Regions from separate parts of the Mus musculus genome. Here all the other regions are linked to region 1. A link is a loop called in an ENCODE intact Hi-C map of the cell type or tissue named here. Cell type or tissue: gastrocnemius. All regions are shown on one strand.

Evidence for each region. Hi-C counts contacts between places; a loop is a spot of excess contacts. Peaks named below come from ENCODE experiments on the same cell type or tissue, not always from the same donor. Only the 100,000 strongest peaks of a DNase experiment are listed, where the experiment ranks them.
Region 2: it touches region 1 in a loop (2.2-fold over the local background); 18 of 42 quality-filtered maps call a loop at or near these places.
Region 3: it touches region 1 in a loop (4-fold over the local background); 4 of 42 quality-filtered maps call a loop at or near these places.

Annotation. Positions count from the first base shown.
Region 1 is chr5:67,087,216-67,095,215 of GRCm38, reverse strand. It overlaps Phox2b (paired-like homeobox 2b), which reads left to right. Exons shown (of 3, transcript NM_008888.3): 3 at 1-819. Among named protein-coding and RNA genes, the nearest start is that of Gm33167, 7.5 kb to the left of the region's middle. In gastrocnemius, no CTCF peak of the experiment used is centred here; a DNase peak (open chromatin) is centred at 3,279.
Region 2 is chr5:67,218,566-67,226,565 of GRCm38, reverse strand. Gm33293 (predicted gene, 33293) reads left to right here. Exons shown (of 2, transcript NR_169035.1): 2 at 4,256-5,693. Among named protein-coding and RNA genes, the nearest start is that of Gm33293, 9.1 kb to the left of the region's middle. In gastrocnemius, no CTCF peak of the experiment used is centred here; a DNase peak (open chromatin) is centred at 3,804; H3K4me3 peaks cover 590 bases.
Region 3 is chr5:67,604,093-67,612,092 of GRCm38, reverse strand. Shisa3 (shisa family member 3) reads right to left here and starts at 4,210. Exons shown (of 2, transcript NM_001033415.3): 1 at 3,409-4,210; 2 at 1-1,057. The coding sequence starts at 3,685. The coding sequence ends at 618. In gastrocnemius, no CTCF peak of the experiment used is centred here; DNase peaks (open chromatin) are centred at 3,705, 4,230 and 4,750; H3K4me3 peaks cover 2,241 bases; H3K27ac peaks cover 282 bases.

The sequences.
Region 1 (8,000 bases):
TCCAGCTCTGCAAACCGTGTCTCATGTTTCACAGCGTTCCTGTTTTTTCTCTCCCGCCACCCCCACCGGCATTTCCTTCTTCCACCAGCTTTAATGGAACTTTTTTTGGCACTGCTTTGCATTGGAGTCAGTTGTAGTCCACATAGCTGGCTGCAGAGAAATCAGTCTTACCCAGCAAGGGGAAGGCACACACAAGTTTGCAGAAAGTGTCTCAGATCGCGTTTCTGATTGAGTGATCCGAGCTGGACTCCTCCTGTAGGGTGGACAGACTGTATATTGATAATTCCTTCTATGCGCAGTTTAGACATCTCTGTTGGGCTTTTTTTTTAAATTTTTATTTTAAAAGGCACAAAACTATAGATATTAGTTGAATGTTGAGGCTTTAACTTTTTCGGTGTCTTTCTACAGCTGTGTTCTGTGACTCAATTGTATCGTGTTACTCTCAGTACAGACCGTCTCCTCTACGTGACCGTATAATGTTTTTTCTCCTCTTGTAGTCTTTATGGTGTGTCTTTATGACGTAATAAGGTTCTCACGGGTTCGATTCCTTTGTGTTTAGAGAGACCAGGTTCAGACAATGGTATATATTTTTGTTATCAGGTGCATGTCTGTCTGATTTCCTTTTCTTCTCGTTGGGACTATGTTTGTGAACATGAGCGTCATAAGTTATGTTTCAGATTTTCAAATTTATTTATACGTGTTATAATGAATGCTTCTATTTAAAGGGGAAATATTTCTACATGTGCATATAGTTTTCCAAGAGTGTACCATTAACTTGATTGTTGATAATAAAAAGAAAAAGCAAGTCTAAGCAAGTAACCTCTCTGGACTTTCTCTTGAGCTTTCTTATTTAAATCAATCTAATTTTAAAGTGTTAAGCGCAGAAGAACTGGTAGTAAGTACTGGGAGGGCAACTCCTCGTAGCATCCAAATTGAGCCAAACCTGAACTTTAGTGCTTGGGGAAGAGGAGTACTTCTGCTCTGTACCAAATTGTTTCTCAGTAGGAACATCCAGCACCAATAAAAATGTACACATGATGTTCCTGGTCACCATGGATTATCTGAGGAGGGTTATCTGAGGCAGGATTTGGGAACTGGTGTCTGAAGGGTACTTGAAGTGAAAACTAGGGCTCTGTGTACAGGGGTCCTGCAGGACTTATAGCATCAGTTCTGGGTGATCCAGAGTCTCCAGGCCACTGAGAGTTATCCTGGTACCTCTCTGTGGGCAAGGCATTGCTTGCAGTGTTGGTGTGCTGGGGAAGCAGCACCATCACTTGAACTTTGGGAGGCACAGCACATAACAATAGTGCTTTTCTACATTATCTCCTCCATGTGGGACCACACAGCAGGTGCAACTCCTATTCTCATTGCCTTTTGAATGGAGGTGAGGGGACACCGGAAAGGGTGACCAGCTCAGGAGACCTCCTATTGATGTGTTCGTAATGCCAACCTTTGAATAGAACTCTAGCTATGTTCTTGAAGAGTTAACTTATTCCAGTAGTTCTAAAAGTGTAGCTCTCAGAACCCCAAGTATCAGCACCACTTGGGGATTTGTGTGCGCACATTCTTGGATCTCGGGAATCTTAACTCTGAGTAAGGTTGAGTGACAGGTTTCAACCAGGTTTACTAAGATTATGAGAGTTGATGAACTGTACTATATAACAGTATACTTCGTAAGAAACTCAAAGGGAAAGTTTAAAATCCTGAGTATATTGGAAGCAGGTGTATGTGTGTTTTCTGATAGCTATAGTGGTTCCCTTTTAAAATAAATAGGTCATCAAGACAGCCCCAGGACACCACTCTGCCTCTTTTTCTCTTGAACTGTTTGAGTCACTTTCCAAACAGGAGTCTTATATGAGTTTCTGACCTTTCACTTTGTTTTTGACTTTGCCTTAACAATCAACAACTCAGTCCCCTTACCGGAGGCATAGCCATAGCCTGCATCCTCTAGTCTGAATATAAGCTGCTGCTTTGTTTGAGCCTATCAGGGCTAGGCTAGCTAGTTCATTCAGAGCTTGCTGAACCATGATTGTGAACATAAATCATCATAAACTATACTTCTGATTTTCAAGTGTATTTATCCATCTCATAGTGATTCTTTTATTTGAAAGGGAAGCATTTCAAACATTATATGTGCATATACCTTCCCAAGACTGTCAAAACTTTGGGTCAAACTGAGCTTCTGGGTATCTTTGAAAAGGGCTTTCAAATACTCTTTGAAACAAACAAACAAACAAACAAACAAAATGCATCTCTAAATGTCCCTTAGTAAATGCTAAGTCTACATTGCTTATAAACAGAGCCTTTAATTGTTCTGGTCCAAATACCAGTGATTACTAGATGTCTTTGGGCTCATTCTTTAGTTATAAATGTAACTCAGAAGCAAAGAAAAGGAAGTTATTGATTAAAGTGTATTTAAAGCAGGTAATAGTTTGACTAGAGGAAGATTGTCAGTGAGGCCCATTTGGTAAAAATTCTTTGGGCCTGGGCAGGGCCAGTGGGACAAGTGCCTTAGAGAAGGCAAAACCAGCAGAGAGAAGGAGAAGATGAGAGACATGAAACGCACACATACACACACACACCACAAAATAACAACAGCAACAACAAACAAACAAACAAACAAACAAACCAGTGAAGCCTGGTGTGGCGGTCATGTCTGTAAACCTCAGTGCTGGAGAAACAGAGGCAGGAGGATCAGACAGCCTTTGACACATGGGTTGGATCCAGCTTGGGTTACATGAGACTGTGTCTCAAAAACCGTGCGTTAAATAAATACATGAGGAAACATCAGACAGGAGAGCTTTTGGAAAGACCAGTGAAGACCCTGGAGATCTTTGCAGATGGGAGCCACCAGGGATGGGTAAAAGATTTCACTTCTCCTAGTTTAGATCTACTTTGAGTGTCTTGTTGCTAAGACAAGAAAAACCCTAGGGCTGGGGGGGCTGGGGGGGCTGGGGGGGCTGGTGAGAAAACTCCCACTCCTCAGAAGGAGCTCCCCAAAGGGTTACATGCAACTTGAGTCACCTCTGCTTCTCTTAATGACCTAAGGAAGACATTGTTGGAAGGTAAGTTTTCTATCAAATGCAAAGTACAGTCCCTGTAATGTGATGGTGCAGACTGGCAGGCAGGACTCCGTGTCTCTCACATTGTGTCATCTCCTTGGAGTCCCGCACAGTGTGAACAAGCTCACTCTCACTTTCCCTCTCCTGTGGAATTTGCATTTTGGCTCATCAAGCCATCCCTTTTCCTGGCAACCCCGGAGACCACATGTGACTTCACAAAAGCATCGTGAGTTGCTGCCAGATGGCCATCCTGAAGCCAAGTCTCCTCTAAAACAGTCCAGTCCAGAGAGCCCAAGTGGCTGCAGAGAGCAACTGATAACCCACAGCACAATCCAGGTGCTTCTCTGCACTTACCTCAAACCTTGAGGAAGGTGCTGTATGGCTAACTGGGAAATGATCCTACCTTCAAGACAGATATTTTTGGAATGCAAAATACCCTAATACTTTTGAGCCTGATCCCCCCCAACTATAAATTTGAATAATAATACAGATCGAGGGTTGGTAGGGTGACTAAGTAAATCCATTACAGGAATGGCAGTCAGTTTCCAGTAGATGATAATGATGATGGCTAGATCTCTCTCTCCCCCAGGTCTTTTTCTTGATTTTTCTAGCTCGGGTCTCAGTTACCAAAAATGTTTAGGGACATTCAGTATTGAAGCATGGGATGGTAACCATGACTACAGTGAACGGTTAACACTCACACAGGAAAGTCAAAAGGGGCCCTGCCAGGTTGCTTTCTCTTCCCAGTGAGGAAAGGATGGTATCTTCAAATAAGTCAGCAGCATGGGCAAATAATATATAGAGATATAGAGATATGATTAGATAGATTAGATGTAGATATATGATAAGATAGATAGGGATATGGGCATAGATATAGCTGTAAAGTATAAGTGAAAAGGTCGGGACAGGAGAACTTGGGTGAGGGAGGTATAGCAATAAACCCGAATCATGCAAGGGCTTTCCTCACTATGTGTTAGGTACTGTTTAAAGCTTCCAGGCTTTAAGGAATTTAGCTTCCACAATTACTCTATGGGGAAAAGGTCTATTTTTCATGTTTTTCTTAAGAAGGAAGTGAGTCACTGAATTGTTAAGCAACATGCCCAGGGTTAGTGTGCACGAGGGATCCAGTCCTAACTGATCTGTCTCTAGAGTTCACGTTCTTTCACATGGACAGGAAAGGCTTCGTTTTAGCCCATGAGATTGCATGCTGTCAGACCCAAGAGACCTTGAAAGGCAGGTGAGTGTTAGAAAGGATAGCAGAAGAGTAGGGCTGTGGATGGAACTTCCAGTGAAGCCCAAGACCTGAATGGGAGCAAGCTGGAGGATTCTGAAGGAGGGAGTCAGTTTTCTGCAAGACAGCCTAGTCCCAGTTACATCTCCACATAAATAGACAAGACAAGGAGTAGCCCGAGGCAAGAAAGGAAAAAGAGTATTCATATTATAAAGGGCAGATCACTGGTCTGTCAACAGGAACAGACACAACCCCTGTGGCTCATTTATCATCATCATGACAGACACATGGCTCCGTTGGAGCCCTTCATCTTTGGCCTTGATTTCAGGATGGCTGTCCTCAATCCGGGTGGCTGTATAATGATGAGCCATCTTCATACAATAGTGTTTCCCTGTGAGAAAGCAAGGCATCATGCAAAGACCTGTATAGCTCAGTATACAGGCAGGCAGGTGGGTCAGAACCTGGTTTCTATCACTATGGTAGACATTCTGGGTTCCTGTTATTTTAGCTTAACTGGGGGTCTCCTCACTTTGGAATTCATGTGTACTCTACCTAGAGCATAGGAACAGAGCAGTAACCTCCACATGAGCCTAAACGATGAACTTAGGCAACACAGATACCACAGTGATTGTCAGTACCACGACTTGGTCATCAGTAGAAGTTACAGACACTTGCGTTTCATGGTGGACCTTCTAGCTGTCTTGACATATGATTTACATTCATTATTATTTATTATTATGATACTTACTAGCCTAGTTGCTGTAACTCATTACTGAATGTATCAATAAAGAGGCATATACCTTATTATATCAAAAATCGTTTGCATTTTTTGTGGTGTTGGAGATCAAATCTAGCACATTCTAGGTAACGGCTCTCTACTACAGAGATGCACCCCAGTTCATTACAAACATCTTCTGACAACGTTAACTGGCTTTTCTCTTAGAGCCATGCTCTCTTCCTCAGATATCTTTTGTTTCAGTTGATTTTGTTTTATTTACAGTTTTTCAAAATGGCAAAGTTTGCACGTATTTATGGTATACAATTTGATATCCTAAACTATGCATACATTATAAGAAGATTGGTATCTCAACCTTACTTACATACTCACAGTTTTATCTATATGCATTTCTTTGAGGTGAGATCACCTAAAGTTTTTCCGTTGTTATTAAGTGTAGTCACCAAGTTGACCAATAGACATATTCAGTGTTTAGACCAGTGTAACTTAAATCTTACAGTATTTGATCCACATCTCCTCTAATCTCTCCCACTTCATTTGGTGTTTTGCATTGAAGCATGCTGTTTTGACTAGACTCATTTTGCTGGGGGCCCATAGAACACACACACACACAAACACACACACACACACACACGAAGCTACAGGCCAGCAGATGAGAACATGGAATTATGTCTCTGGTACCAGAATATGTAATCATTTTACTTTATAGGTACAAGCAACATCAAAGAAAATTCAATCGTATCATCCGCTTCTTCAAAAGATAAAACAGAATAAAACAAGCCCTCAAAGCCATCCAAAGAAAACTCTAAGACAGTGATTCTCAGCCTTTGACCCTTTAATACAGTTCCTTGTTTTGTGATGACCCCCAACCATAAAATTATTTTGTTGCTACTTCCTAACTGTAATCTTGCTACTGTTATGAATGGTGATGTAAATATCTGATATGCCAGAAATCTGATATAGGATCCCTAAGAAAGGTTTGCAGGATCTCCAGAAGGGTTGAGACCCAGAGGCTGCTGTTCCTGGACTTCACACGTTCCTGGCTAGGCAGAAGTGCTAGCCCAGGGTGAGGAGACCTGAAGGTGTCTGCAAATCCTGGGCTTCGACTCTCTATGCCTCATGGTCACAGGATCCTGACACTGTGCGGAAGCTCAGCAAAGCCCTACAGGAAGAGGACAGTGTTCCCCTTCCTCTTCCACACCCCTGAGATCTGACGCATGGAGTCTTCCCCAAGGTTGCACGATTAACAACACGGAAGCAAGGATCTCACTCAAAGCTTAGCCTGCAACCAAATTATCTAAACAGCTTTAAAAAGAACACAGGAAAGAAAGTTTGCATCAACCTAGCTACTTAGTCTCTCTCTCTCTCTCTCTCTCTCTCTCTCTCTCTCACATTTTGAATCTGAAGCTATTTGGTTGGTTGAAACATCCCAAGACCCACTGCTTTATCACTGTTACTTTAGCTATCTGTCCATGTCAAAGACCCCCTTATGGGAAAAGCCAGACATCACAGGGAATGAATACTTGCTACCTGGGTGTAATTTCATCATGGAACTGAGCAGACTACTGCTTGCTGGGTGGCTTCTTGGATGATTTAAGTGTCAGCTTCCAGAACAGGAAGAGCTTGGTGTAAAACTTAATTTCTTTAAGGCTGTCGTGATGGGTCACTGTGGGCAAAAGTGGAAGACAAACCTGGTTTGCTTGAGATATAGGATATTGAGCCTCCTCCTCCACCCCCACAACTTTAAATTTAGTTTCGGTGTGTGTGTGTGTGTGTGTGTGTGTGTGTGTGTGTGTGTGTGTGTGTGTGGAGGGGATCCAGAGCCATCTCTCCAGCCTAGATGCAGAGCGTTTTAAAACTATTCAATGTGTCACATACTCTTAGCCAGTATGTCACATACTCTTAGCCATTTTGCACGTACTGTCTTGAGGCAGTTGTTCAAGCAAGTATCCTGAATGCAGATGTCTTTGCTCTCATTTTACAGATGTGAAGGGCATTCCAAGGACAGAAAAGAACTACTTGCTGCAGACTTCAAAGTGGATAAGGACCAGGGCTGAGTTCCACGCCCACTTTGATACTGAAGTCCCAACAGGAGGAGCCTCCCAGGTCAAGAGGAGTCTTTGCCTAGAACACAGCACTCACTGCCTTTAGCTATGCCTCAGGAAAGTGTTGGCAAGAGCAGAAAGAGGGACAGAGATGTCCTGGCATCCCTTATAGCAGGGAGGTTTCAATGTGTGAATTAGACTCAGTTCAAAATACAGACTCAAGCAAGGGACTACCTCTTGGTTTTCGTCCACATCACTGATGTCGTGTGGCCATAATTCACATACACTTTCTGCCTCAGTCATTAGTCAGGCCACAGTAAAGCTGAACAGAGAAGATAGCAAAAAAAAAAAAAAAAAAAAACCCAAAAACCCTCATTTTTCTTTTACTGTCTTCTAAATCAATTATCTCTCTTTTGATAATAGAAAGAATGTATTGTTCTTCAATATTATTTTGAAACACTGGGGGACAATCATAAGGCATGTAGCTTTTGCTGAATATTATATGATTTCCCTCTAGTCTTATTGTTGAAATTCCAGGGACCTATTAAAATATCTAGATATTTTAGCAGTTTATATTCTGGATCACATATTAGGACCATTCTTGCACAGAAACTCCTCAGGGGGGTAGTTATTGTCTTTGGTTGAAGGAAAAAAAAATATCACACCAAGACTTAAAAGCTTTTTCAAAATGTTTACAGGAATTCTTCGTAAGCTGAAAAGTTTCATTCTGTTGACTTGGGATTCTTCGGTGTGTAGTCTGTGATGCTCCGGTGCTCTTTCATGTACAATTACAAAGCTGCCTCATCACTTTGTTAAGCGCTGGGCTAGGGATTCTCAACCTGTGGGTCACGACTCATTTTGGGGAGGGTTGATCACAGGGTCGCCACAGGGGTCACATATCAGATAGATATCCTGTATATCGATAC
Region 2 (8,000 bases), 130 kb before region 1:
CACCCTCCCCAACCACCATCAGAGAAGGTTGTAATAAAGACTGGGCCAGGCATTGTTAGCATAAGCTACTTTGTTGAGCCTAGGTCCCACTGCTCCCCCACCCCCCCACCTCCCCACCACCCTCCCCACCCCAGGCTTGCTCCTCTCACAGTTGTAGCTGCTAAGATTTTGATATAACAGCTGTATCACAATCAACACAACAACAACAACAACACACGGGATAATTTTAGGATTCCATGAGGTCAGCTGGTTTGTCCTCTGCTCTGCTTGCTTTGTGTTTACTGACGGAAAGGTTGCATAAATGTCCAAATGTGCTTGGGATGCTGAAGTAGGATGATCAGGAATTTGTAGGCTACATAGTAAGTTCCAACCTGGGTTATAGTGAGACTCATTAAAACAAAACGAAACAACAAAAAAAGCCAGAACAATAATAGCACGAATAAATGAGCAACTATCCAAATACCTGGTGCATAGTTTTCACACTGTCATTGTCCGCGTCATTGACAGTAAGTGTAACCTGGCAGTGACTCACTCATGAGTGTTCCTAATTCTATTTATTCCTTACTGGTCGTTAGTCATCTTTTAAGTCATTCCACAGGTGCTCTGTGATAGCTCCATATGAATTACAAAAGAATCGGAATTCACTGCATTCAGGGTACTTGGTTCTCTTAGGAGGAAACTTACATGTGGATACTAGAGGGTTTTCAGTGCGGGCTTCCCCTGAATTTACCAAACTTTCCTACGAAGGGCCTAGGTCAGGCATGGGAAGGCTCTGAGCCTCAGTGGTGTGCTCTATGAGATGGAAGTTAGGAAGTGTCACGCTCTAGAAGTCTCCTTGTGTTCTTTAGAGGCAGCAAAGGATGGACTATTCCCTGAGAGAGTGTATGAGTGCCTGCGACAACAGACTTCAGGAAGACATCATTTTCTGGTTGGGCCAGTGGACAAAGTACAAGGAGTGTGTAGATGGACACATTGCAGACCGGGGGGGTCTGCGTGTTACTCTAGACTACAAGCTAAGTTGGCTTACTTACTCTTTGGGAACCAATTTCCTGTCGTACACAGAAGGCAGAAGGTATATCAAATACCTGCCTATGTGCTGGGGGCAGAGGCGGGCAGATCTCTGCCAGGGTTACATAGTATGTTCCTGTCTCGAAACCAAAAATCAAAACCAACTCCTACCACCCAGAAAAATTACCTGCCTTTCACTTATAAAATGGCTCCAATGACCAATTCAGATCATGTGTGAAAACTAACAAACATTGTGGGAGTTTAAAAATGACAAATAATAATCCAGGATTCTACATTGTACTCTCTTGCTTTCCAGAGATATATTTGCTTTTTAATTTAAAAAAAAATTTTTTTTTTAGATTGTGTGTGTGTCTGTGTGTGTGTGTGTGTGCACATGTGAATGCAAGTACCCATGGAGTCCAGAAGAGGGCTTTGGGTCTCTGGATCTGGAGTTATAGGTGGTTGTGAGCTGCTCTCTGGGGGTTTTGTGACTGGAACCAGGTTCTCTGTAAGAGCAGAATGCTCTCATAATGGGCAAGCCTTCTCCCCAGCCTGACTTTCTCTTTCTTGTATGATTTCATGTATGTATGTATGCATGTATGAATGCATGCATGTGTTTATTTATGTATGTATTTGTGGCTCTGCAGGAATTAGAGAATACTGTGGAGGGCGGCTGTTAGTCTCCAACTGGAATAGTGTAACACTTGCTGGGTGTCAGGACTGCACAGCTTCTCTCTAGAATTCAGCATCTACCTTAGCTACTAAAGAGAAGATAAGGTCTCAGGGAAATACTGCTCCATTCACCTTCACTGAACTTTAAGAAACCACTTTCTGGAGTTTCATTAGAAATAAGTTGCATTATTAACTGGGGGGGGCAGGGAGTGAGGAAAGCAAGAAGCTTTTGAAATTGCTTGGCTGGCTCTCTCCTTTGAAGAAATGCTTGATTTTATTCTCGGTAGGAAAAAGATATCGGAAACTCCAGCCGTCCTTTTCATAGGATGCTCATTGCTAGAGATCTGTTAGCTTAGTTGGATTAGGGAAATAGAGTCCCGTTTCCTAAGAAGGGCCACTCTTTGCCGAAATGGAGGAAGCTCCAGTGGATGCTGGGAGAAAAGACTTTGGAAGGTCTGTGTATCAGAAGTGGAGGGTTGAAGGTGGGGGTGGGGTGGGCTTCAACCCCAAGGAAAAGCAACTCACTTTTCTCCTAGAAACAGACAAGGCTGACAAGGCCACTAGCTTCATGGGGTTTCATCCCGTGTGGCCCATGGAATTCATCCAGCAGGTTCTCAATTAAGGAGGCTGGCTGCCTTTCCTTTTATTCTCTTAACTTTGTGATAAATGTTAGCGACCCGATCCTATCTATTATGGTGCCATTATCACAGAATGTTGACGGAGCTGGTTCTTTTATCTTCATTACGGGGCTGCCTCCCTTGCAGATTTATGCATTTTTTATATTAAATTCTTTGTTTAAGCCTACTCTCTTGTTGACTTTCATTGACCCACCCCACCCCAGTCCCTAATACTTTCCCATATTTAATATTGAAACATTTTTTTCCCCCTCAGTGCTCCTCTTGGCTTTGTTGCCATTCGTTTGACGGCTGTCCCTAATGGCCTGGGCTGTTTGCTCTGTTCTTGAACTTGGTGGGGGTCACACATTCTTAAACAGTGATGTTCTCTGAATGTCCACCCTTGCTGTCCAGCTAAGTTGCTCTGTGTCATAAGCTCTGCCCTTTTCTCCGCCCCTAACTACCAACTGCCCCTAATCACTTAAACAAACACCTTTCCTAGTGGTGGCTCAGGCCCCTGGGCCTTTTGGGTTTTGTTTAGCAGAGGCCAAAGTTGGGCCTGGCCCACCGGCGGCTTGGCCCCTCTGACCTGATACATCGCAGCTCTTCTCCTTGGAGCGCGGCCTTGTCCAGCGCCCCCTGGGCCAAAGGCCAGGGTCCGGGCAAGATTGACCAGCTGCTTGAGGTGACCGCAAAAAAGACATCAACGGACAACTTTAGCTTAGAGCAGGCAAATGAACGTATTTATTTCCCCACTCCACCCCTCCCCCATCCACTAACCCCATCTACTGCGGTGCTAAGAGAAAGACAAAGGGGGAAAATATTGGGAAGAGGGGCAGGAGAGGCTCATTCCGCACCAGAAATCTTAGCTCCCTTCTTGGGGGCCGTCTGTTCAGTTTCACAACACTTACAAGAGCAATTTCCAGAATTGAAGTTGCCTGGTGTTTTGATTCTTCCGTTGCCTGTGCATTTGTGCCCCGAAGGTCCCTTCCAAATGGATACTAATTGTGGGGGCTGCACACTGCTGGCTGCTCCAATGCCCCAGGGCCCCGAGGACCTGCTTCTCAAAGCCTTAATTGACAAGGACCTGTCTGTATTTAGGAGCAGCTGGTCCAGAGCGTTGGCACATCAGTGCAATCTTAACGCAGCATCCCTAGCCCCGAGGAGGATGAGGGTAAATGTGGTTAAAATGAAGGAAGATTTATAGCCCGCCCCCTTGGGTAATAGGACAGAAGACAGCTCCCAAGATTTTCCCCTACGAGGGGGTTCATTCATCAGCTCCCGGGCCTAGTAACCCGATAGGAGGCTCGATCTCGCTATTATTGCTAATGGGGGAGGGGAGGAGGAGCTCTCAGAACAATTAGGCAGGTGACAATATCTCACTACAGGGCATAGACCCCTAAACTAGACGGAAATTTGGCTCAGCACGACCGTTGTCTCTCGCTTCCGCGGGATCCGGCGCGGCGCCGGTGCTTCTCTGCCTGGGTCTGGCGCTGGATTAATGGTGGCGCCGCGGGCAGGCTGGGACTCAGAGAGCAGAGGGCGATCTGGCTGCCCTTCCCCGGAACAGGGAGGCTTTCAGAGTCCTTTGCGACTCCTCAGGACATTTCAAAGTCCCAAAATGCGGGTGGAAGGGGTGATCATATAGATCAGCTTCTCCCACCCGGCTCCCCAATTCCCGGGCTACACGCTGCGAGCGCCTTTCTGAGACCTGCTCGCTCGGTAGACAACCTCCATTCAGCTGCTTACAAAGAAGGTTGATTGGTTCAAGAGGAAGCCGGTTTTGTTGTGATGTGTGGGAAATACTTTGATGTCCGCCCGGTTCGCACGTGTGAACAGGGATAATGGCGTTTGGGCATCTTCATTGAAATTTGAAGTTTTTAAAGCAGAAATTCCCCAACTTTTGCCTGTTTTTCTCAACATTTTCTTTTTCTTTCTTTCTTTCTTTTTCCTGCCTTCAGGAACAATGCCAACATTGAAGCCCTCGGTTGGAGTCTGCACAGTTGGAGATCTTTGGTGCCGTTTTTTTAGACATCTTTGGATTTCATCAATCAAACTGACTGCAATTTTCCATAAAAACCCTGAATTTGGGTCAGAAAGTGGGCAAAGTAGATAAAGATCATTCGAGCTGTCTTATAAGATGATAAATAGTTATCCTTTCAGGCCAACAATGCTAAAGTGCAGTTTTGTGATTCCCTTCCATGGGTTGTGAATGCAGTGAGTCGAAACGATTTATACATGTTTTCCCATGGTTTAGGGGGTGTCTTTACATACTTGTCAATAGTAGTCTGACCTTTCCCCCATGGAGTGGCTAAGTGTTAGTGGCTTTGGGTACTTTTTTCCCCCTTGGGGGTGCCCGTGCTTCCTCTTAAGAACCACACAAGAAAAGAAGGCTTTATTATTAATAGAATATGGGTCTGATCTAGACAATTCTCCTCAAATAGACTGGTTGCAGAGACCCATGAGTTTGGTACAGAATTTCCATCTGTTAATCTTGGGAGTACCTCTTTGGACACCATGCTGGGATGTGAACTCACTTTCTTAACAACCACATGTTCACTGGCACCGTGTCCTTATGCTTGAACTTGACGAATGGACTTTTGTATGAGGTGAACAAAAAGAGACACTAAAAGAAGTAGCAGAAGGAAGTTGCAAAAAGAGTATGAGCCCGCAACTCCCAGAGATCTTTCAGAATGCTAGCTGACTCAATTTCGTAGTGAATAAATGCAACTTAAACATTTCCTCCTCATTACTAAAAATAGTTCTTTAGCACGCACAGCATGTCACATGTCACGTTTTACACACTGGCCAACCGCTTTTCTAAATTGTCTTTTCTATTTTCTTGATCCTCACGCTCAAAATGTGCTCGGTTTTGAGAATCCCTTTAGCCAGTGTTTTTTTTGACTCACCTGGCAGTTTGAAAGATTCATGAGCAATCTTCATGGAGAAATCACAGCTGCCCTTCTTGGCTTCTTAAGAATTATCTGAGGTGTCCTATGAGCTCATAGATCTTGTGGGAGCATACACAAGTACCTAGGGAAGTACATTTATTTCTTTTGATTGAAGATTCCTTCCTATATCTGTCACAAGAACACCGGCTCCCTTCTGTGGTTGGCTTTTCCAAACTGGCTAAGTATCAAATGTATGCTGTGAACTATGTATAGAAGAGAGCATGGTACAGTGTGAGTTAATTACTGTTATTAACTTACTGGCTATATTAGTTTTGAATGAAGCACATAAGTTGTGGTTACAGTTATTTAAGCACTCTTTATTAGCTAAAATAATTTGCAAATTTTGTACATTCTCTCACCATACAAGATTTAAAATGGCAACTGGAACCTTAGGAAACCCTTGCTTCGCCATTATTTGTCTTAATAAATCTGGCTTCCAAGTACTAAACATTTTAACTTAATGTATGGCTGCCTAACATTTTAAGTCTTCCAATACCATTTTATTTATCTTATTCTATTTGACAGCAGTGTGCCTAAGTGATGTCAGACATTTTAAATTATTTGCCGAACTTCAAGTAGACCATGACAAAGAGCAAATCTGTGAAGAATAGTTATCCTAAGTATTTATATAAAACAAAGCATATATACATTTCCTAATTGTTCTTTCACTTTCTCCTGATCCCAATACTTAACTTACAAATCTGTATGGTGCCCATGAAGTCTACTTAAAGACACAGAGAGGAAAGGAAGGTATGAAGAGATGAAGAAGGAGAGCTTGGATGCTGTGGGGTTGAGGGTCTAAATCAGCAGCAGACAACTTGTCAAGTACACAGAGGCCCTTGTTGTGACAAGACAACTTGTCAACACACACACACACACACACACACACACCTCACCATAGCACACCAACAAATGAAATTTATTTATCATTTCCAATCATAATAAATGAAAAGCACATTGAAGACATTTCTATCAATAAATAGATAGGTAGAACTGTGTTTACCACTGAAGAGTGCTGTCTATCTGTTTCAGAACCCCATCAACCATGTCAAATGGTCACTGATAAAATTCCTATTTTGGGGTCTCAATATGCTCTGGACATATAGTAAAGCTATCTGATTACTCTTATTGTTGATAAGAGCAGAGACCTTATTGATTAAGGGAGATGGCAAAGCCTTTCTGTTGACCAGGTAGTCTGCCATGGTCTATGTCCACTTAAGCCTTCCGATGTGAGTTGGGTACTTAGGTCCGAGATGTAAGTCATTTGGCCTTGTCAGGTGCTAATTCTTCTAAGTCTCACAATTACAGTTCAGAAAGGGAATTTTTAGGTTAGTTTAGTGTTCCATGTTTTAGAGGAGAAAACTAAGGCCAACTAGATAATAGGGTAGTCATACTACACTCAAGGCAGAGAGAACAAGAGTTTTCTTATTTCCTTCCTTTCTCTTAATCAGTGATGTGTTTCTCTAGTTTTCTTTGGGATGAGAGAGACAGACAGAGAACTGAAGGTAAGAGAAAGAAGGGAAAGAAAGAAGGGAAAGAAAGAAAGGAAAGGAGAAATGAAATGAGAAGAAAAAAAAGAAACCCTAAAGGTATCTACTGCAGCTCTTGTGGCTTGCTTCTCCCACAGATAGCACACAGTTTGGTAAGGGAATGCCTGCACAAGCCAGAGTAAACTCAAGGTCAGTTCAACTGACGCCAGCAATTCCTTGGATAGTTAGACAGTGGGAGTTCTTTTTTATGGGGGATTGTTGTTCTTGAGAGTTATCTGTATAATCCCCATCACACATCCAAAGGAGGAGATGAAAATGATTCAAACTGAGGGAGAATCCAAGCTTCAGTGATGGGGAGGGGAAGGAGAAGGTGGGAAGTGTTGAGGGAAGCCCTCAGGTGTTCAGTCTGCCTATACTGGGAGTTCCTCCCTCCCTCTCTATCCCATTGCCCCCCCCCCTTCCCCCTTTCTTTCCTTCACCTACTTCTTGGTCCTAGGTACAATGCACTTGCTCTCTGACTGAGCTCTATAGCCCCAGCCCTATGTAGTCCGCCTATCCTTGTCCTTCTCTGGATAACTACTCATATTTTAAGCAAGCCATGCAGAATCCATTACATATCCTAATAGCTATGATATTTTAAATCCACCATTCATTCTAAATTCACCATTGCACAGTGAGCAAGTGTGCTTTCCAAAATCTTTTAACGCGTATGTTAACACTCGTGCAATAAGGAATGATAACATTTTTATTTCCAATAACAGCACCATTAACTTACTGTCGTTACCTCCTCTACGGTGGTGATTATCTTGGTAGTTACTGTCAAGTGTTATCATTTTTGAAAATGATGTGGTTTAGTAAGAAATTTTTTCCCAGGGTTTAAATGGCAATGCAAAGTAAATAATTTAAAGAAACCCTATCTCGTGTTCCCATTTAGCTGGGTGATTTAAACAAAAAGCTATCAAGGAGGAGGGAATTGTCAATGTTCTGAGTGACCCAGTGCTCTGGTCCCAAATTTTCAAATTGCTTGCTAAAAATGGCACAACACCAATTCTTTGCAGGTATGCAACACCATTTTACCTTTCAAGTTTTAATAAGAATTTAATAGCCTTTGGTTTAGAGGCAGCCAGAGCAAAGCTGTTGAATTGAATAGAGGCTAACATATGGGCAGGGCTTTAAAGATCCATTCCCATCCAAACCCAAAATGGCTTCAATCAGCAGGTATCCCGATGCTTATTTAATGAGGAAATGTGTGAGCAGCTGCCATT
Region 3 (8,000 bases), 520 kb before region 1:
CTGAGTTTATATTTAAAACTCTAAGCTTCCCAGGTGGTTAGTGAAACCTTGTATTTTGGAAAAAGAAAACTCATATTTTAAAACAAAGTTTGTTATTAATTTAAGAAGTAACTGTTCTCATCATACTAATATTGCTTATAGTTAGGTTGCTCCAAAAATTATAAATAGGTAGTTCACTGGCCCTTCGAGTTTACTTAATAGTTAATTTTTAAGTGAACCTTTATAATTACAGTTAAGTGTATGTCCTTATTTATGTATATATTTGTACTACAATTCAACTCAGGAAAAGGAACACAGGGTGTTTTTCTACAAAGGGTAGATGAATTGTCTGGTAAAATATTTTCTTTCAACTTGCAAACTGAACATCAAGCTGCTGACTATTTTAACAAAAGGTGACTAGGTTGTCACGTTCGCCATGATTGCTAAGTCAGACCTCCTGTCATTGTAGCCAAGAATCTCAAGACCAGAAAGTGCTGAGTCTTTCCAGCCCTTTCTTCCATGAGCATGGTGGGTTACCACACATCTCTTCAGAAGTGAGCGTGGCTTGGCCGAGACAGCAGCACTCCACCTGGCTGGCTGCCGTTTCCCTGTGTGGCCTATTCACAGCCATCGCCCCGTCAACTGGAACTGAAATCTGGACAGCTCTTCCCAGGTAATGGGGGCTCCTGCTGGAGAGGGTATGCAAAATACTGGGGTGATACCAGGAAACCGGACGGTTGGGTTAGGTGTATGGTGTGACCAGTGGTGTAAGGTGGGGGTGATGAGGGCACCAGGCAGCTTGGCTCAGCCCTGGCAAAGGAGAACCTCCGCACAGATCCTCCCGTGGAGCTGGAGCTGGTAGCGGTGCTGGACTGCCTGGAAGCTGCTCTGAGGCTGGTGGAGGTGAGGATCATGGGCAAGGTCTCTGTCTGATAGCTTCGGAGCGAGAAGCGGATGGGCTGCTGAGAGGGCTCCTTGGGTCTCAAACAGGTGCAACAATAGATAGCCACTAAAGAGCCCAAAATGATGAAGGCGATGAAGATGGAGCCGACGATCAGGAAGGGGACATAGACAGGTTCTAAAAGGCAAAAACAGACATACACAGATGCTGGGTACAAGTCACTCAAACCCTACCCTCTGCTCTGGCCTCTTAGAGACGGGAGGCAGAGGCTCATCATGGCTGTCAGCTTGCCTGTGACTGGCAACCCCCAAAGTACAAACCATGGTGATGGAATGCTCTTGCTACTCCTAGCAGGGAGGAAGCAAACTGGTGCTGTAGCCTCTGTTAGCAATCAGCCATCATATTGAACATCTGGAGGTCAGAAAGCCTATATCGTCCTCTTGGTGCACTGAAGGGAGAGGGTAAGTTTGGGGGATCACCATGAATGTGCATTTAAATCTAGGTTTTAGGGGTTTGATCATGGTGGGACACTTAAAGGTCTAACCCATCTCCTAGACTGACAATCCATCTCCTGTCCAAATGCTTCCTGTCTAAGCCAGGAGAACCAAGCCTGTTGAATGAAGCCCCGGGGTGTTACAGAGCTCTAGAAAGAGCAGGAGAAAGCAATCCACAGTGAGCCCCAATTTACTGTGTCTCCCACCATCTCACAAACCATCAGTCCTGACTCCAGACATCATACCTCTGTGTCTACATTCCCACCCACAGAAAGAACAGTGTGTAGTTCTCAGTACTGGTGACCCAGACTTCTTTCTGAGCACATCCCCAAGGCAGAGCAAACAAACTCTCCTTTGCTTCCATCTCTAAAAGGCAGATAGAAATAAGGCTTTCTTTTCCAGAGGTATCAGGGCAGCTGCCTTGGTCTCTCCCCTGTGTGAAAGAACCACACTGAGAGGCAGGCTCCAGCTTCCGGGCAGCAGACTGGACACGTGGGTTTACTAAGGCTCTCGAGCCTGATTTTCTGTATCAGGTTGAACTTTTATCACAGAGGCCTTGAGAGATAGCAACTCCCTCTTATCCAGATATAAATACATATATTTTCTAAAGACTCAGCCAGGGTAGGACAGGTAGCAGCTACCCATGGGCTGCTAACTGTGAGCTCTTCGGCATCCCTTACACCCCCCACCCCCCTGTCTCCGTCTCTGTGTGAGTACCAGTGGTATAGAAGGCCAGGTGAAGTTGGCCTGCACTCCCTGTGCACTGGAGTCAAACAGCTGTATGCTACTGTCATCAATAAACTGACTCTTTGATGGCAATATGCCCGTTTTAAATTCGAAAAATGGCCCAGCGTAGTTAAGTCACCAGAGGTTAAAGTGCTGGCAGGAGGCAGAGCACTATCCATCTGGTTTGGCCTGATCTCAGACTCAGTAAGTGGGGAGAATGCTCCAATCCTCTAGTCTCTGTTTTGGAGAACAACCCCCCTCCCGACTCAGGAGGCAGGCTTAGCATTGCCTAGAGAAGCAGAGAAGTTTGGTTTTTCTAACATGCTAAGATAGCCCTGAGTTCCTGCTTTCTGCTATGTAGTCTAGAAACTACTTCCCAGGTCCTCAGAAGTGGGCTTTTTAACACTCTCCCCTCCCCGCCAAAATTAAACCCCAGAGGAAAACCCTGTTTGATGCTGACCCCTCCCTCCTCTCAGTTATCATTTGGACGACAGGACCTGCTTCTCTCTCCCTGTCTTTCTGGGGATCAGAGTGTGCAGGCCCCACACTGCCACCTCCCAGTCCTGGGGAGACACAGGCTCTCAGCTCCACACACTTCTCGGGTTTCCTGGCAGTAAAACCTTCGCCTTGAGCCTTAAAAGGTTTCCCTGATGTTCCAACTCAAGTGGAAAACTTTTTTTTCAAGGTGTAAATTTCCTCAGCTGGGGTCCTGATTTATTCACCTCTTAAGTGAGCAAGTGGACAAGTGAGCGGAAATTTGACCCGTGTTTTCCGACGTGAGAATAGGGGGCCTGAGAAATCCCTGTGACCCGGAATTTTAAATCCTCACCTCCAAAGACTTGGGTGTTTCTGAAAAGCGTGACAATAGGGGGTGGACTAGAGAGGGTAATTGGATGCAGAGAATTGTAAGGAAGTTGGAAGAGTGACGAAATGCTACTACTCGACAAAAGAAAATAAGGGGGTGATCAGAGTCGAGTTCCCTGGCACCCGCACTTCCGGAGTTCCCCCACTTGACCAGAGCGCCCAGGAAACCCAACCTAGCTCCAGCTGTCTACCCTAGAAGCACCAGGTTCCCGCCAGACCAGCAGTTCCTGCGAACCCTTGCAAACTTTCCCTAGGGCCGAACCATGGGCATCACGTGCAGCCGGGACCCAAACTGCAAAGCGATAGGACCCCTGACCTGAAATACGATCACCCTCTTTTTCTTCAATCCCCAGACCCAGAGGTGGTCCACTTTGTGGCCCGAGCTAGTAAGGCGTGCCTGTGTCGGGTGGGCGAGCCATGTCCGCCCAGGGATGCCGCACTTACGCGCGGTGATGCCAGGATGCTCCAGCTCTCCGCGGTCGTTGGTGCAGCCCCCCTGCTCCAACCTGGCGTCGGCTGCCGCGCAGCAGTAGCGCAGCGCACACGAGCCGCAGCAGATGGTGGCGTCCTGCGTGTCGAAGTCCTCGGGGCACTGGAACCCCTCGTGATAGTTGCCCTGCGCGTCCACCCAGCCGTGGCAGTATTCCCCAGGCTGCTGCGCGCCCGCCGGGCCCCAACGTAGCAAGCCCACGAGCAGACAGAACGCCAGCAGCGCCCCCATCGCCGCCCCGCGCCCGGTGGCAGCTGGAGAATCCGAGGGCGGAGCCGGAGCTCCGGGGGACCAAGGTTCCGCCTCCCCGAGGCACCACGCGGCCGGTTGACCTCCCGGTCAAGAACGCGTTCTCGTGGGTTAGCAGCGGCTGGGCAGGAGGCGTGGGCTGCTCTGCGGGCTCCGCTGGCCGGAGGACAGCATGGTGCGCGAGGGTGAGGGGACCAGGGATCGCGGGAGGCCACCGCGTAGGCTGCGACTGAAGCAGCGGCCGCCTTTAGCCAGGCTCATCGCGCTAGGAGCACCCGGGGCCAGGCCGCTATTCTTGCGGGCCGTCGAGCCCTGAACGACCAACTCCAGGGCCGGGCAATGTCCCAATCGTGGGCTGTCGCCCGGTACCCGGCAGAGCCGGGAACTGAGCTTGGCTCTCCACGTGCAGGTCTCGGGGACCAACGGCTAATTCCGCTCCCGCCCCTGACTGTCACGCAGGCGGGAGACAGCCCAGTCGCGGCCAAGTGCAGAGGGCCTGGGGTGGCTGACAGCTCTGCCTGGAGGGCGTCCCTTAAAAAGGCAGAGGGAGGAGGAGACTCGAGGGTGAGGAAAGTCCGCCCTCCGGGGTCGCCGCGCGAGCTAATCACAGCGGGTGCACCGCGATGCGGTCCGCACGCCCGCAGGTTCACGCGCGTCTCCCCTCCGCCCCCACCCACGGCGCTACCCCGGGCCTTGGCGGTGACCCCGAGGGGACCAGGCCGAGCCTGCCACCTAGCTGTCACATAGCCAGGGGAAAACCTGCAGAAGGATGAGGAAGACTACGGTCCCGCTTCCGTCCACGCCTGCCAGCTCACGAGGGGACTTGCGCCGCGCTTGAGTTCCACGGGTTTCTTTTAAAAAACGAGCGTGGCGTCTGAAGTCCCCTAACTGTTCTGTCGGCTTGTGCACAGACTCAGTTTGTCCCTGGGCCGCCGATTCTGAGGATTCGTTCGATTCCGATAACCTGATTTTTAGGGTCACCAACATTTGCACCTCACTCCCACCCCTTCACCCCTCCTTTCCAGCTTCCACGAGTTCACGCTCAGGCGCCTCCTTCCCGCACCGCTGAGCCGGCGCCGGGGAGGACCCGGGTCAGCCCCGCCAGCCTCACTTCAAAGGCCAGGATTTCGGTGTTCCGCGCCCGCAAAGGAAATAAAAGAGCAGAATTAATGATAATCGAGCCTATCTGAACTTCTGTTCGGGCAAAGAAACACATTTATTTAAATGATGTGTCCCCTGTGGGCTGTTTGCAGGGCATGGCTCCTCTAGCCGAGGGAGAGCCTTGTGAAGCCAGAGTTACGTGAAACCGGTGCTAACCTCAAGACTTTATTTTTATTGCAACCTGTGTTTCCTCTCCGGGGTTTATTGGTTCGGTACGTGTGAGGACGTTCGTCTCAGCCACACGGTTTGTCAAACGCTTTGAACACCCTGTCACCGATTTAGATATTAGCAAGTCTCCTGAAACAAATGGAAGAACTTGTCAGAGCACCGCCAACACAAGTATACGCGGTCAGAAGTATTTATTACACCCGCAGCTTGCCCACGGTCCCAGAGGCTTCTAGAAAAACTTCGGTGCTGAATAAAACGGTTTATTTTTAAGTATCTAAATTAAATTCCATCCCGGGTAAAGAACCACTCCTAGCTTCAGGTCTTAAATATTGAGATTGTTATTTAAATATAAAAATAAATACCCAACACGCCACTACTGAGTAGGACTGTGTAAAATTATAACTGCATTGCTCCACAATAAATGTTTGGGGGGCAATAATAAGTTATCAAACTGTTAAGTAAAGCCAAATTACATTTAGGCAAACAAATTTCCTTAACTAAGAATTTAATTGAAGCATGTGGAGTAGAAATTTCGTGGTTAATGGATTTTTATTTATATAGGAAAAAAAATGCTGTCACCGGGCTTTCAGGCTGCTTAAAACAAACAAACAAACAAACAAAAAACAACAAAAAACCAAACCAGTTTTTTAGGGGCAGCAGGGAGGTTGGTTTTGTTTTCAGGAAAATAAAGAGAAAAAGATTTAAAACCACAGCAAATATGAGCTACAAGGATCATAATAAAATAATCAAACTCGAAGACACACTAACGCTTAATAACTTTTCCAGAGCCACACTACTTAATATCTTTTTTTTTTTAAGTTACGATTTGAGGAATTTCATTACATCACAACTGTGTGAAACTGTACAGCAGCCACGGCCCCTCCATCAGTCCCCCAAGGGTCAAGTTTCCTCCTTCTCCAGCTGTTCTTTGATAGCGTTAATATTTTAAGGAGTGATTTGTTGGCACTTCCCTCCCATTAATTACATTTCTCTGTGCCACAGAGGGGTTCTTTTCCCTGGGACACTGGCTATAATTAATTTCCTCATTTAGAGCCCTTGTCTATTTGACTTATTCAGAGGGTGCTCTGCTCAAATTTAGTTGGATGATATTTGCTAATGGAAAATAACCAAACTTCTAAATAAGTTGATACTCCATAAATCTGAGAAGTTGCAAACACTAAAACAACCGTGCATTGTGCTTTTCTCTCTTGCGTCCTGGATCCAGACTGATTTCAGGTTACAATAAGCAGCCCCTCAGGTTAGGAGAGGGACGGATAGGTGAGGGGTGCTTGTGCTGAAAGATTCCCTCAAACTTTACACATTGATAGCCTTTAAAGTCATAAACAATGCTCTCAGAAAGATATTTGCCTCTTTGTGGGCTTACAAATATCTGCGATTTCAAAGATTTTGTTTTTATTTTCCTAGTAAAGATTTATAAGTCTCCAGAGACTCCCTCCCCAAAGCCTTTGGGAGAGTGCCCTGGAGAAAGGTGACCAAAACTCCACACCCACAGTATCATGTACATGTTTTAGACATGTTACATTTCTCCCTGTCTCAGTAACAAAAAGCCCCTATTTTTGTGAATAACACAATCTTAAGAAATCACTTTCCCAGCCTATTCTCTCTTGTGGTCTTCAGGAAATTTCTATCGGAAATGAGCTACATGGTATGATGTCTAGGGTTTTTCTTTATTAAACACTAGAAAGGTGGGGGGGGGGAGTTCAGGGGGGAAGGAGAGGGAGAAGAAAAAAGGAAAAACCCAGAGAAGATGAGATGGCAGCAGGCTGATAATTTCAGCTGAGTAAAGGGACGGTGGATGGCAGAATCACAACTCTGTTTTATGCAGAAATAAAAAAAAAATAAACCAGCTTCTAGCTATTATAAATAAGGCTGCTATGAACATAGTGGAGCATGTGTTCTTCTTACCAGTTGGAGCATCTTCTGGGTATATGCCCAGGAGAGATATTGCGGGATCCTCCAGTAGTACTATGTTCAACTTTCTGAGGAACCTCCAGACTGACTTCCAGAGTGGTTGCACAAGATTGCAATCCCACCAACAATGGAGGAGTGTTCCTCTTTCTCCACAATCCTCACCAGCATCTGCTGTCGCCTGAATTTTTGATCTTAGCCATTCTGACTGGTGTCAGGTGGAATCTCAAGGTTGTTTTGATTTGCATTTCCCTGATGATTAAGGATGCTGAACATTTTTTCAGGTGCTTCTAAGCCATTCGATATTCTTCAGGTGAGAATTCTTTGTTTAGGGGTCTGCAACCCTATAGGTGGAACAACAATATGAACTAACCAGTACCCTGGAGCTCTTGTCTCTAGCTGCATATGTAGCAGAAGATGTCCTAGTCGGCCATCACTGGGAAGAGAGGCCCATTGGTATTGTAAACTTTATATGCCCCAGTACAGGGGAAAGCCAGGGCCAAGAAGAGGGAGTGGGTGGGTAGGGGAGCAGGGCGGAGGGAGGGTATAGGAAACTTTTGGCATAGCATTTGAAATGTATATAAAGAAAATATCTTTTTAAAAAATGTTCTTTAGTACAGAGCCTTTTGTATTACAATCTCTTTTAGGTTTTAGACTTTTCCTTATGTTCCTCAGATACAAGCATCCCAGTAAAACCTACTTGGTCCATTTGGTTAAAAAAAGAAAAAAAAAAAAACTGCACACTTTCTCTGACGTCACTATTGATAAAATGCAGGCCCTTGAGTTCTACTATATTAGGGTTAGGGTTAGGGTTAGTCCCATAAATCATAGATCGGTACTGTAGCCTCCTTTATCAAACTTTGTTGTTTGCTTCTCTCTCTCTCTCTCGTATATTCCTTTGGATATATAGTAAGTGGAGAGAGAGAGAGACAGAGAGACAGAGACAGACAGAGACAGAGACAGAGACAGAGACAGAGACAGAGACAGAGACAGAGAGAGAAGAGAGCTTAACATAGAAAGGGCTGAGAAACAAAATATG